3 separate regions of the Homo sapiens genome follow, and all the other regions are linked to region 2. Evidence: chromatin contacts called from ENCODE Hi-C or POLR2A ChIA-PET data. All regions are on one chromosome and are shown on one strand. Each heading gives the region's core, a stretch centred on a gene start or an enhancer-like site at or near the end of the contact. The rest is flanking DNA. Distances are from core to core; before and after follow the strand shown.

The links. A loop is a pair of places that touch in the nucleus more often than their neighbours do. ChIA-PET counts read pairs that join two places held with the same protein, here RNA polymerase II (POLR2A). Pooled maps may share reads with other maps.
Region 1: a map of colonic mucosa shows a loop between it and region 2 (2.7-fold over the local background). The contact joins two enhancer-like sites. A Hi-C loop is called at or near these places in 10 of 168 maps with a recorded cell type or tissue (CD4-positive, alpha-beta memory T cell, Calu3, GM12878 and 6 more), 10 of 37 single-sample maps with no recorded cell type and 21 of 50 pooled maps. POLR2A ChIA-PET finds 5 or more read pairs at or near these places in 8 of 52 experiments (A549, A673, B cell and 5 more).
Region 3: a map with no recorded cell type shows a loop between it and region 2 (6-fold over the local background). The contact joins two enhancer-like sites. A Hi-C loop is called at or near these places in 3 of 168 maps with a recorded cell type or tissue (GM12878, HepG2 and breast epithelium), 4 of 37 single-sample maps with no recorded cell type and 6 of 50 pooled maps. POLR2A ChIA-PET finds 5 or more read pairs at or near these places in 3 of 52 experiments (CD4-positive, alpha-beta T cell, GM12878 and activated B cell).

Annotation. Positions count from the first base shown.
Region 1 is chr14:68,192,910-68,197,299 of GRCh38, reverse strand. All of the region lies in intron 7 of RAD51B (RAD51 paralog B), which reads right to left. Among named protein-coding and RNA genes, the nearest start is that of RAD51B, 380 kb to the right of the region's middle. RefSeq lists a silencer at 1,882-2,082. Within about 2 kb of position 2,784, at least 2 of the 41 ENCODE cell types and tissues checked have a DNase peak (open chromatin) inside an H3K27ac peak, as active enhancers do.
Region 2 is chr14:68,229,523-68,234,160 of GRCh38, reverse strand. All of the region lies in intron 7 of RAD51B (RAD51 paralog B), which reads right to left. Among named protein-coding and RNA genes, the nearest start is that of RAD51B, 410 kb to the right of the region's middle. RefSeq lists enhancers at 1,179-1,548, 815-2,014. Within about 2 kb of position 1,445, at least 22 of the 41 ENCODE cell types and tissues checked have a DNase peak (open chromatin) inside an H3K27ac peak, as active enhancers do; they include GM12878, where a contact is called at or near this core.
Region 3 is chr14:68,265,625-68,270,002 of GRCh38, reverse strand. All of the region lies in intron 7 of RAD51B (RAD51 paralog B), which reads right to left. Among named protein-coding and RNA genes, the nearest start is that of RAD51B-AS1, 420 kb to the left of the region's middle. RefSeq lists enhancers at 953-1,132, 1,283-1,432, 1,783-1,902. Within about 2 kb of position 1,627, at least 9 of the 41 ENCODE cell types and tissues checked have a DNase peak (open chromatin) inside an H3K27ac peak, as active enhancers do; they include GM12878, where a contact is called at or near this core.

The sequences.
Region 1 (4,390 bases), core at 1,535-4,034, 38 kb after region 2:
ATATCAGTGCTTGATTTCTACGTATGTGAGTTTCAAGCACAGGAAAAACTAATCTGTAGTGATAGAAATCAGAAGAGTGATTGCCTAAGGAGGCTTGAGATTGACTGGAAGGGAACACAAGAAAATATTTTTTTCAAAGCTCATTGAATTGTCCACTTAAGATCTGTGCATTTCAATCTCTAGAAATTTTACCTCAATAAAAGAATAATATCTCTGCTTCCTTTAAAAAAAATCATTGCATTTCCTTGAGTTAGTATCATGAGTAAATAAGGAAAACTTCCCTCCAGTTAGAGTCTTAAACTAAAGAAGCCATTGTTTATAGGATTTCCAGCATTCTAATACCCTTTCTAAGATGTTTATTAACCTGTTTTGTCTTTTAGATACCTGTCTTCAAACAAAGTATACTCCATGTCAAAAGAGTAGAACTCCTTGAGAATAAAGTCTATGTTTTATTCACCTTTGTGGGGCAAGCATAGCATTTGATCCAAAGTTCATACCAAGAATATTTGCTGATTATGCTAGGACTATACCAGGTATTGTAGATATAGCAATAAACAAAACAGATCTGGTCTTAGATATTGGGGAACCTGTAATCTAGTGTGGGCCACTAATATTAAATAAAAAAGTCATACAAATAAATATATAATTATACAATTATAATAAATACAGTGAATAAAAAGAGGAGGAAGAGGAATTATAAGGGGAGATCTAATTTTCTTAAAGGAGTGATTTTTACACAGAGACCCATAGAATAATAGCAATTGGCAAGGTGAAGATTGGGGAAGGAAGACTATTATTCCATGGAGAGGAAAGAACCTGTGTGAAGATGTGGAGAAGTAGGAAAGAGTGAGGAGGAGGCAGAGTGGGACCATGCAGGACTTTGTAGGCCATACAATGATTTCTACGTTGAATTCTAAAAGTACAACCAGAAGCCAATGAAACATTTTAAGCAGGGAAATAATATAAACCTATCACCCTGGCTTTAAACAACCTGTGTTTAAAAGTATTAGAACAGTAAATTTCACATCATTAATGGATCATAAAGTGAATTTAATTAATCATGCCCAGCAAGAAAGCGACAAAGGAATATAATTTTTTTTTTTTTTTTTGAGATGGAGTCTCACTCTGTCGCCCAGGCTGGAGTGCAGTGGCGCAATCTCTGCTTACTGCAAGCTCCAAGCGATTCTCCTGCCTCAGCCTCCCAAGTAGCTGGGACTACAGGCGCCTGCCACCACGCCCAGCTAATCTTTTTGTATTTTTAGTAGAGAGTGTTTCACCTTGTCAGCCAGGATGGTCTTGAACTCCTGACCTCGTGATCCACCCAAAGTGCTGGGATTACAGGCATGAGCCATTGCACCTGGCCCCTAATTGTTGTTTTTTTTTTTTTTTTTGAAACAGAGCTCTGCTCTTGTGGCCCAGGCTGGAGTGCAATGGTGTGATCTCGGCTCACCACAACCTCTGCCTCCTGGGTTCAAGGGATTCTCCTGCCTCAGCCTCCCAAGTAGCTGGGTTTACAGGCATGTGCCACCATGCCTGGCTAATTTTGTATTTTTAGTAGGGACAGGTTTTCTCCCTGCTGGTCAGGCTGGTCTCGAACTCCTGACCTCAGGTGATCCACCTGCCTCAGCCTCCCAAAGTGCTGGGATTACAGGTGTAAGCTACCATGCCCGGCCAGGAATATAATTTTTAAAAATATCAAAATGCATGATACTGAGAAAAGATACGTATTATTCTGTTAATCTTTGATTTTGGATTTACTTATAGATACATAGCAACACAAGTATGTGTACTGGGAGTATCATGGATGTATTTTTTAATTGTAGGTCATCCTCAAAAAAGTCTGAAAGCTGTTAATTAGAGGTAAGTAAGAGTGGAAACTGGGAGAGCAGTTAGGAGGTGACTGGAGAAGCTGAGATGGTAAATATGTTGACAGATTTAATGCTCATTCTGGAGGCAGGCATTTGAAAGGACTGAAACAACAGGTGGTTGTTTGCATTTGGAGGGCAAATGAAAGGGACATGTCAAGGATGACTCAGGTTTCCAGCACCCATTAACTTGAAAAATGAACGAATGGGAGTGAACAAATGAGTAAAGATGGCATAGTAAATCTAACTAAAATTGTAGTTTTCTTCAAATTTAACTATAAAATAAAATCTATTCTAATTATTTAAAATAGTAGAAACTTTTTCCCCCTTGGTTTCCCCTCACAAGGTTTTTAGAGATATGGCCCAGGTCTTCTTCAACTTCATATCCCCAGGTCCTACCACAGTGCTTGCCACCAAGTACATACTTCGTTATTATGTGCTGAATGAATTAATGAATGGAGTAAAATAAAAACAAAAAAGTGGTCTTAGGAGAAAATAAAGTGTTCTATAGTTCTTAAGGTCAAGGAATAGCAAATCAACTTAGGATAGACTTTTCTTCTAAGTTGCCACTTACTGATCAAAAGCCACATTTTATAAAACTAAAGGAAGAATATCTTTAACATTATAATCATACTATAAAAGTATTCTTCCCCCTTGTACTTCTAAATATTAATAAATCTCAAAAGTCCTCTTTTACCACACTGTCATATCTCATTCTCACTCTGTGTTTACAGATTTGCAAAAGACTCAAAAAGTTCTCAGATCACAGTTATAAACATTACTCAGATTATTCCTGTGTATTTGGTAGAGGGCAGATATAATTCTCTATTTAAAACAAAATAAATGGGTCATGGACAATATTCAAGAAACTCAAAGCTACACAGCAGCTGAGTTCACAGTAATCCGTCCCTGGCCTTCTGGTTTGTAGTTAGCCGTGTGGCACTTTTATTACTCCCTAACTAACACCATTTTTTTGTTGATCCTGATAGTTAAGAGTTGTCTATTCAATTTTCACTCCCTCAAGGGCAGACACCATGTCTTCTACTATTACTGTATTGTCCATAATGTTTAGCAGTCCTGAACACAGCAGACACTTAATATTTCTTGCCTGGAATAGCAGTAAAATTAAAACAAACATCTCCTAATTTAGAGGTTAAACTAGACTCTGCTCCCTTCATCAAGCTGTACTGGTCTTGCATGCAAGTTTTATCTCCAGTAGTCCTTGCGTTCCATTACAAAATAGCAATTGCCTCTTCTCAAAATGAAAAACATTTTCCATTGTGTAAGTTATACTTGCAACTATGATGTTGAAATGTTCCTCAAGTGATGATTTTCATCTATGCTGCAAAGGAAAAAAGTGTAACTCATAAGCTTAATTCTTAAAACAAATCCAATAACTGTCATTGGTCCTAGACAGCCCTCTTAGCTTGTTTGTTTCTTTTAATGTCCCAGGCCATTTCTCCCAGAATTCGTGGTAGTAAACAGTCTAATGAGTGTGATCACAGAGAGACTACTGCTGGTATAATGAATGTGATCCCCATTATTTCTAACAGATAACATGCCATCTTACAGAAAAAAAAGCGTTGAAAGGTGGTAGAGTGGAAGCCATTGGTTAAGAAGTTTGAAGGCGGGCTAAATTAACACATTCAATCAGAAAAGCTTGTTCCCAGCATTCTTGCCTCAACTTGACTTGGTCAAAACAGACTGGTGAATGAGATTAGGTATATCATCTTGTGTTCTGGCTCACTGTTCACCTTAAATTTTGAGTATCTTTGAAAATCACAAATTATTACAACACTTCAGTCACTAAAAGTTTGATGTAATTGTTTTGAGAACAATACTGACTACTTTAAAGAGAATTTTGAATTTTACCAAGTGTTTTTGCATCCCTTTAGCCCTCTGTAGCAGTTCTGATAAATCTAAATATCATTGTTTCCATCCAGTTATGAGAAAACAAGAGATGCATGCAATTTTGTGCCAAGCCAATTATCTGGAGGCTGCTTGAAGATATGGTCCCAGACCTCAATAAGTTTGCTTCTTGTTGAGGGAAAAAACATGTACAAAATCAATTAAAATACAAGGTACAGTGAACTAAGTGCTTCAGCAACAGGTCAAATAAAGTGGTACAAAGAGCAACATTTAAGTCCAAGTAGAAATCAGGGAGGAAATTTAATGATATAAGTAGCATTTGAGTGTTGTCTTGAAGGATGTCAAGTATTGTAATGGAGATGAGGAAAGAATTCTAGTCTGGGGTAACAACACTATCCAGGCTATAAAGGGTGCTAAGTGCATGCTGTATTCAGGGAAGCACATGAAACCTGTGTGGCTGGAGGGGTCACGCGGGATCAACAAGTGAAGAAGAAAAGTTTACCTGAATGAGATCCACAAAAATGTTATCAGTAAAAAGTATGAATTTAAAGTTTGGAAACATTTTGAGTGTCTCAAAGAAAAGAGCTGTGTACCAGCTTTTGTGTTACATTGCAATTTAGGATGAAGCTGACAATCAACACATTTGAAAATATAAC
Region 2 (4,638 bases), core at 196-2,695:
CTGTATCCAACCAGTCACAGTAGTCTGCTCATTTGACTTCTGATATGCATCTCAAATCTGTCCCTTCACCTCTCCTCTTACTGCTACCACTTCCAGACTATACAGCAGCTTTCCCACTGGTTCCTTTGTTACCCCTTTTTTCCACCCTACACTATCATCAGAATTCTCTTCCTGAAAAAAGAAATCAAATGAAGTTACTCTCTTTCTTTAAAACCTCCATAAGCCCTTCTATTACTTACAGGATAATGCCTTAGTATGCTGTAAGACCCATCACAATCTTACCTCAACTTAACCTATTTCGGCTCATTTTCTACTACAATTCATAAAAAATGTATTTTTTCACCCTGAATATACTATGCTCTTTCACACCTCTTTGCATTTCCACATGCTGTTCCCTGTATTGATGGGGCTCCTCCCACCCTTGTCAAACTGGAAAATGTTGATATATTCTTGAAGCTTCAACTCAAATATTTTCTCTTCTCCTTTGCAGAAATATTTGCTGCTGCTTCTGTGTTTCCTCAAGTATTTTACTTATGCCAATCACTAAGCACAAAACACAACATAAAACTTCAGGTCTGGGGTGATGCCTTAGTTACAACTGCATCTCCAATGACTAGCATACTCAGGTACTTAATGAATGTTCATGAATTGAATGAATAAAGCAGAAGACTAAATTATTATAAAAGCAAGAGAATGGACCTTATAGTATGACCTAAATATACAAACAGAAATCTAAAAATGAACATTTCTTCTAAAATAAGCTTCATGATAAAGTGTATTAGCCAGACAAAATAATGTAATCAGCATATATGCCCTTGGCTCAGACAACCAGAACTGACATTTCAGTCCTGTGAATGTGGCCTCTTAGGGAAAATATTAGTACCATGCTTAACTAATAATAAGCACTATCTGTGTGTTTACTGTTGCTGTTCTTGTTAGGGGGTTATAATCTGGCCTGTACTCCATCTAAATAGATATAAAAATAAGTGGTCACAATGAAATTCTACTGTCTAAACAACCAGCTTACAATATCTAACATTACATTAAGAAATGAACATACCCAAGTCTCCTAATGCACACAAAAATATTCTGCTTCAAACACATGAATGAGCCAATGGCCTGTGGATATAGCCCACATCCCAGCATCTGAAGACGGTATGCTTAAAAGCTTTTGGCAATATCTTCTAGATTTTTCTATAGACCAACATCAAGCCAATTTATCTGACCTCCTTGATCTACATAGCCCTTCCAGTACCTACAGCTATTTTTCTAGAGGCCTGAATGAGTCAGAACAAGAAAATGATTAATCAACTTGGAGAGATTTGAAAGCTGGAAGGGAGCCATCCTGTGAGTAAAAGCTCAGAGCTGTGGGACTGCAGCAGTTGGAAAGTTAGGGGATTTCCATGGTTGAAAACATTTGGCTGGCTTGCTATGGTCCTCTGACCTTGCAATAAGACAGACCAGACCAAGCTGGTGATTTACCTCTGACAATATCCTATGTCTGCTGACTCTGGCTGTTCACTCTGACTTGACAAAGTCAAAGTTATTCCCCCTGAGCCTTATGACTTTGGAACTGGCTCAGAAAATTTTCCTGTTTTTTCCTCCCAATGGATATCATTCTCAGACCTTGGCTTCACTTTTATGTACAGCGAGGCTTAAATTAAAAGTGTATGCAATGCACCTAGCACAGTGCTTGGCAAAAAGTTAGGTGGGTCTGCTCCTTTTTTAGGCCAGGTTGGTTTCCCAGCACCTGGGGGATATAGCACCATCTTGCTTTTCTTTTCTTTTTTTTTCTTTTTGCCAGTTGTTAACCTGCCAGTACCATTTAAAATCACTTTTCCTGCTTAAGGTTTGTATCACTTGCCACTGCTCCTTATTTCATCTATTCAAATTCTTCCAATTCCCTTTACTGGGGACTTGATTTCTGAAGTTGCTTATTTTGAAGATACTACTCTAGTATTATCTAACTTTTATATTCCAAAAGTACTACAGACACTGTTGTTGTCTTTTGTTTGCTGTTTAACATGTAATATTTTACTGATGTCAGGAAGGCTTCTCATATTTCCCAACTATTTATCTCTACGAGTGATGACTCTACTTCCATTTTCTTGCCCTTTTACTTTGTGTACACTGCCCTCTTTCTTCTTTCTTTCACTTGAGCATATGAATCACTTGGATTTTATTACTATTTATTATCATCTCTTTCTTTCCTGAGTCTGCTTTCTGTTCCATCACTGCATTTATATTACATTCCTGTGTCTACTATCAATAATAAGTTCAGCAAGATATTCTCATGCCTGATGATTGTTTATTGGTCTCCTGTCCCTGTTTCTCTCATTAACATCATTTATTTTCCCTGTATAATTTTTTCATTACCTTAGTAAAGAAATAGGGTTAGGCAAAGCTTTCTGCTTCTCTTCTCTACTAGAAAAGATCCAAGTCCTTCTCCATTCATTAAACATGGTCACATGTCTCATATATACATACAAATATATACATGTAAACCTTCACTGTGAGAATTCTTATCCATTGATTTGTAGATCACAAGGAACTTGTTGAGCAATGACAGCTGCTGCTTTTCAATGCACTGGCATGGTTGGGAGGGGGCTGGGGATTTTGCCTTTTGGCACACAAGTCAATAAACACATTGGAGATTAACAGCAAAGAGATAAGAAGCTTGGGTGTGGGGAGGACTAGAATGATGGTTTAGGGGAAAAGGAAAAAGGAGGGAATTTCAGGAAAAGGAATCGAAATTATAGATCAAATGACCAGATAACAAAAAGAAGGGGAGAGATTCAATAAGGTTGGAGGAAAGATTTAGAGAGAAAACAAGATTGGAGGAAGGAAAGTGGAGTGGTTAAGGATAAGAAAGAAATTAGGAACAGAGGCAAAGAGAGAAGAAAAAGGTGGCAACCAGCTGGTCATCCACTTGAGAAAGAAAGCATGAAGGAAAATATTTAAGAATAAGTAAATACAGTTGAGAAAACATTCCAAATCAATGTGTCATCCTCCTTTTAAAATCCCCTTTGTTATTAAAATATACCATCCACAATATGGCTTCTTGCTACAAATCCCTCAGCGGATAGAAGTAGAAATATCCCTCTAGCTATTTGTTTTGAGGTCAGTTACCCTAGTCAAAGCCCTCAAAGACTCAAATCCTGTCAGTCTACACAACTCAAAAGTGAGAAAGTAACTGGGATGTTCTTCTGACAGTTTAACTCCAATGACTGGCCCTAATGTTGACCTTCCATGTGTGATAATGATGATAGTAATTTTTCTCACATCAAAGAATTTTTTAAATTTATTCTACTCCAAGCAACTACAATGACCAAAGATGCCTCTTGCTAGTTACTGATTTACATTTTAAAAATACTTGGGAAACAAAAGAACACTAAAATCACAGCCAAGAACTCCTAAGCCGGATAAGGGTCTTTTTGGCAACTCCTAAGAAGCAGAAATCTCTGCATAGCAATCCGTTTCTTTAGCTGTAAGGCTGAATCTATTCCCTCACTGTAGATCCCATAGAACAGATTTTGTAGTAGACATCTGTTGCCTTTGAATGTCCTTTTTTTGGTAGGAACACCAAAAGTGCTTGGCTTTGGGTAACCACCCCTGACCTTTATTATGGGCAGTGCTGGTAGGACTGTCATCTAAGGTACAGGGCCTTCCCTGGCTAAGAGGTAGGCTTATAATCAAAGCCAGTCAGATTCTCTGCTGGGAATCTGAATGACTAGTCAAACAATAAAGATGTTTAACAGAAAATGTCTGGAGTGAACTCATTCCAGTGGTGGTGCCTTGACGTGACCATTAGTTTCTGTTTCCTCTACTCCCACAGATGTCCTACTCTGAAAATCTGTTCTACTTTTCCTTCAATTCTATGACACACTCTCTATACCTTCAAAAATTACTCTTTTTTCCTTTCAGTTAGCCAAAGTAATTTATATTGCTTGCAATCAAAAAGCCTCAACTTATATAATCCACATTACACTGAATGAGAAAGTCACCTGTATAAGACTGTCCTACAATTTGATGCTTTTTGTAACCTCTCAACTGGCTACAGGCCTGGTCTCCTCTGTGCCTTCTCAGTGCTGGATACCTAGTTGAAAAAGTGTAACTGATTCTGAAGAGCAGGGATAGAATTCAGTGACATGCTAGAAATGATATGAGTTGCTTCAACCTAGTTAAAGTGAAAATTTTAGTAGGAAATGAGGAAGGTGGCCTAGCCCATGACAGCATCAGGAACTAATCAAAGAGATGAGGCAGTCTTGAGGGCAAGATAGGGCACAAAGATATAAGAGATCTATGACACAGCTCTGATCCTGTCCCCTAAATTGAAGGCTTGCCTAACTAAAAAGACATGACGAATCCCAAACTAGAGCCAGGATCTTGCCCTGTTGTGTATAGTTTTCAGGGCCATGTCCTTTGTTTGGAAACAGGGTGACTGACCAACTGAACAGGTACACGCCAAAGGCCTTGTAGGGAATGTAGCTGAACCTAGGCCTGGAGACCAGAGTCTAGTTACTCCCAGTGCCCTGGAGACTGCCTACTCTGAAACTGACTGTAAGTAGATCAATCCAGATTTTATTGCAGATATCTACTCCAAAGAGTCATTTCTTTCTCATTCTACAACATATAAGA
Region 3 (4,378 bases), core at 378-2,877, 36 kb before region 2:
GAAAAAGAGGGTGGTTCTATAGTAGCTGTTTCCAATTGGCAGTTGTGCATGACCAGAAGCTTCAGATCAAGTGAGTCAACCAGGACCTCAATCCAAGGCCTGTGTTCCACTACTGGACAACAGCCCTTTTCATGGTACAGATTCCGCAAAAGAGAGACAAAGGAAGAGAGGGAAGCAAAAGCCAGGAGAGAGGTAAATAACTTCCAATTCAATCCCTCATTGAGTCCACATGTGTTTACTGAGCAACCGCTGGGGAACAGGCGTTGTTCCAGCTTCTGGGTAACAACAGAGAACCAGACTAAGACAACCTCTTTCTGCCCTTGTAGAGTGAGACCCCCTAGTCAGGGTCCAACAGTAAACAAGAAAACCAGGAAATGAGCAGGCAATTTCAGATATGATGAGTGATGTGAGGAAATAAAATATCGGGTGTAGATACTGATAGGACAGTCAGGGGAGTCCTGTCTGAGACAGGACATTCAGGCTGAGATCTGAGTGACGATCCTGCGGTAGCACAGGGTTCAGGGCAGGGTCCCAGGCAGGGGAGATGTGTAGAAAGGTCCTAAAGAGAAAGATGCTTACGATGCCCTGGGAACCCAGAGTAGATCAGCATGGCTGGAATTACTGCAAGAGGTGGTCAGAGCAGTGGGCAGGGCTGAGTCAGGCAGTGCCTTGGAGGCTGGCACCCAGCCTTGGGTTTGGTTGCAAGAGTGTGGGAGACCACTGGTGGCTCTGAAGCAGGAGACTGACATGATCTGGTTTATGTTTTAAAATGTGCTGATTGTGAGGAGTCAAACACCAACATTTAATCCTCCCATGAAGGCACAGCTTTTGTGTTCTTTGTAACACGCTTAAAATATTCATGAGTGCTCAATTCCTCTTGGCTGGGGGGAAAAAAGAAATTATATACCAAAGCTCTTCTTCTTCAGGCCACTGAGTGTTGGGAGAAGCAGAGAGACAGAAACACTGGGCCCCAAAGACATGCTGGCAGGGGGGCCCATCTTCTCAGGGTGGCCAAGGGTGGCGCCTGAGGGGAGAAGGTGTCTGATCACACTGTGGCTGCTATAGTTGAATCTGAACAGTAGCAGTGGCACCAAAGCAGAATATTTCTGGTTGGAAACACTTTCAAATGGAATTCCAGTTCATCTAAGGCAGGATGTGGTCTCATTCTATCAGTCAGTAAGTACTTATTACATCTCTACTAAATGCAGTCTAGGAACAAACAAAGATGAAAAAGTGAATGCTGTGTAAATTAAAGATGCTCTGTGCCTTTGAGGATTTGAAAGTCTCATGGAGAAGATAAGACAAAAGAGGGAAAATATCCACAGTGGTATACACAGCTATCTTCACATATATGTAGATATTTAGAGATAGAGCTAAAACCCAGATCTTTTGATTCCTAGTTCATCACTATCTCAGGTGAACAAATCCACAAAGCCCATAGTTTATGATTCTAATTGTGATGAGATGTGAACAGACATTTTGCCAGGAATCCGTAACTCCCACTATTACCCCCTATAAGACAAAGGTCATCCACAAACAGCCACTTGGCAGAATCCACTTCAGCAAACTCAATCTCTTCCAACCCACCACCAGTTTCACTTCCCTGTGGGGAAGATACAAAATGTACATGGGAGGAAGTGAGAGTGACGTGCTGGTGATCAGTTGTCTTTTCTGAAAAAGTGCAATCTACACAATGATATGTATGTATACACAGAGGCAAATGGCTGCATGATGTGTATGTATGTGTGTATGTGCACACATACATGCATTTTAATAGCTCATTCAAGAAAAATAAGCAGGACCTGGATATGTTAGGTGTCTGAAGTGATAGTTCCCAGAATGGTAGGACAAAATTGACCTGGCTTCTCTAGCCAGCAGGAAATGCAATTCTCTTCCTGCTGCTCAAGGAGAAATGTTAGAACTCCATCAGAGGCTTTATGTTAGTCTCTCCTAGCCACTCTATTCCTAATAAAAATGGCATTTAGGTCACTTACTTAAAACAACAGTGATTTATAACTGCAGCTGAGAACTGCATGGAAGTCTGCAGCACATTATTTGACATCTGAAAAGTTTGGTTTTATCTGTGTAAAATGAGAACCATAAAACTGACAATCCCAGAATCAGGACAGGGAAGCTTCAGCATGAAATAAATTGTTTAATTATGACAGAGCATGGTGAAAACAGCAGCCACTAACATTTTTATATGATATTCATACACAAAGTGATACGATTAATCTGATGTTAACTCAGATATATCAGCCCAATAGATTATAATCCTCTATTGTGAGCTAGAGAGACATAAAATGAAGTTATGGGCCCATAAGCAAAATATTTTTAAAATAAATTCCCTTATGGGTTTGAGGACCCTCCTTCAAGGGTCTCTATACATACTATGGGAGTTCTGGCATAATCCCTCTACAAAGTGGCCCATATCTAGAAGTACTGGTCTTTTTATTAATATTAGTGTTTGCCAAATAACCAATCAAACCTTACACACAAATTCTTTCATTTGAAAGAATTCTAGAAGACTAATTCTTTCATTTGACTCTCCCAGTGGTAAACATGTTCTCTTTGACATCATCTCTTTGATGTTAAATGAAATGACATTAAAGTAAGTTTCTAGATTTGCATAAAGGAATTTTTTTCATATAATACCATATGTATTTGTCTTACCCCAGTTGTGCAAATTGAGGTATGTTTTTAATATCTGCGGTTGTCACGGTTTTCCTATTATTAGGGCTACTCTGGGGATTTGAATCAGCTGGATTGTTCACCTTCAGAGCTCAAAACCAAAAGAGCAAGAATTTCCAAAGAGCAAAAAAGTATCGTCTTTGCGGAAAGCACAATACTCTTCCCCTTTTCGAGTTGCTTTTTACCTATCTGAAGAACACCAGGCCATCAGAGGCAATGCACTGGGTTAGACTTACAAGTCAACTTTTCAGGAGAAACAGCACCTAGAGAGAGCTCGAGGTTTGGTCTCCGACTTTAGAGCTGATTCAGAATTCTGATTCTGTTTTCCTAGAAGATGAGCCCCACATCTCTGTAACTTTTTGCGTAATGTATAGAACTACATAAATAATTGGTGTGCTGATATTTGTGATAAAACAATAATGTTTATATATTTTTACAGCACTTTACAAAGTGTTTTCATATTTATTACACATTTGAGGCACAGCCTTGTAAGGTTGGTACTACTATCATCCCTATTTTATAGAGATATCAGAGTCACCAGGAATACATGTAATTTGTCAAAAGACACTCAGCTCTTAAGTAGTAGAGTCAGAATTTGATCTCATAGTCTGTCCTCTATTGATTTGTACCTCATTCCCTCTGATAACTTTGCTTAGATCAAAAAGCCATCGCCCTTCCAGGGAAATGTTGGGGCTTAGAACAGGATACCCCCAAATATGGCACCCTGGCATACCAAGCATTTTAAGCTAAAGGACATTGGAAAACCACAGAAACAGGAAGGTCACTCTCTGACCTTCTCTTGCCTTTCCCTCTGAAGCAGGCCATAAAATAATTTTCTGACCTATCTTCCCTAAAAGTAGGCCTTAAGATCTTCATTCCAGAGGGGTCCTACCCTATACTTGGAAGCCATTCGAACAAACAGGGCTTGCAAAGTTCTCCCTAGTTGATTACCATTAGATGATACTCTGTGGTGCTCCAATCATACTTCTGTATGACTATCCATATAAATACACAGTTTTCCCTGGGTCTTTGGGTCATTTCTAAGGGCTTCAGTGTCACATAAAACTCTGTTAAATAAATTTGTTATGCTTTTTGCTTGTTACTCTGCCTTTGCTATAGGGTTCAGTAATGAACCTTGCAATAGGTGAGAAAAAGACATTACTTCTTCTAACCCTACAGCTCCTGGTGCCCAAACAGGAACCTAAAGCCTACCCCCAACAGTGCAAACACCAATCACTTGCCAGGCAAGGACTGCTCAGGGGTAGGGATACAAATAAAGAACAAATTTGATGGGAACATCCATCTATAAACCCAGTGCATGCACTTAATCCAATTTAGTAGTGCTACACCTTATTAAATGTCCATTTCCAATGCTGCTACATTTATAATTCATGTTATAAATGAGCACAATTATATTTATATCTCTCTCAAAATGCCAACCATCTACTAGAGTGAATTGTTTTCTTCCTCTGTGCTACTTGATTCATACCAACAGAATAGCATTTATCATATTATTATATTATACAGTTAGTTATGTTATTTTTATTTTTTATTTTTTAAGACAGAGTCTCACTCTGTTGCCCAGGCAGGAGTGCAGTGGTATGTGATCTCAGCTCATTGCAACCTCCGCCTCCTGGGTTCAAGTGATTCTCCTGCCTCAGCCTCCCGAGCAGCTGGGATTACAGGC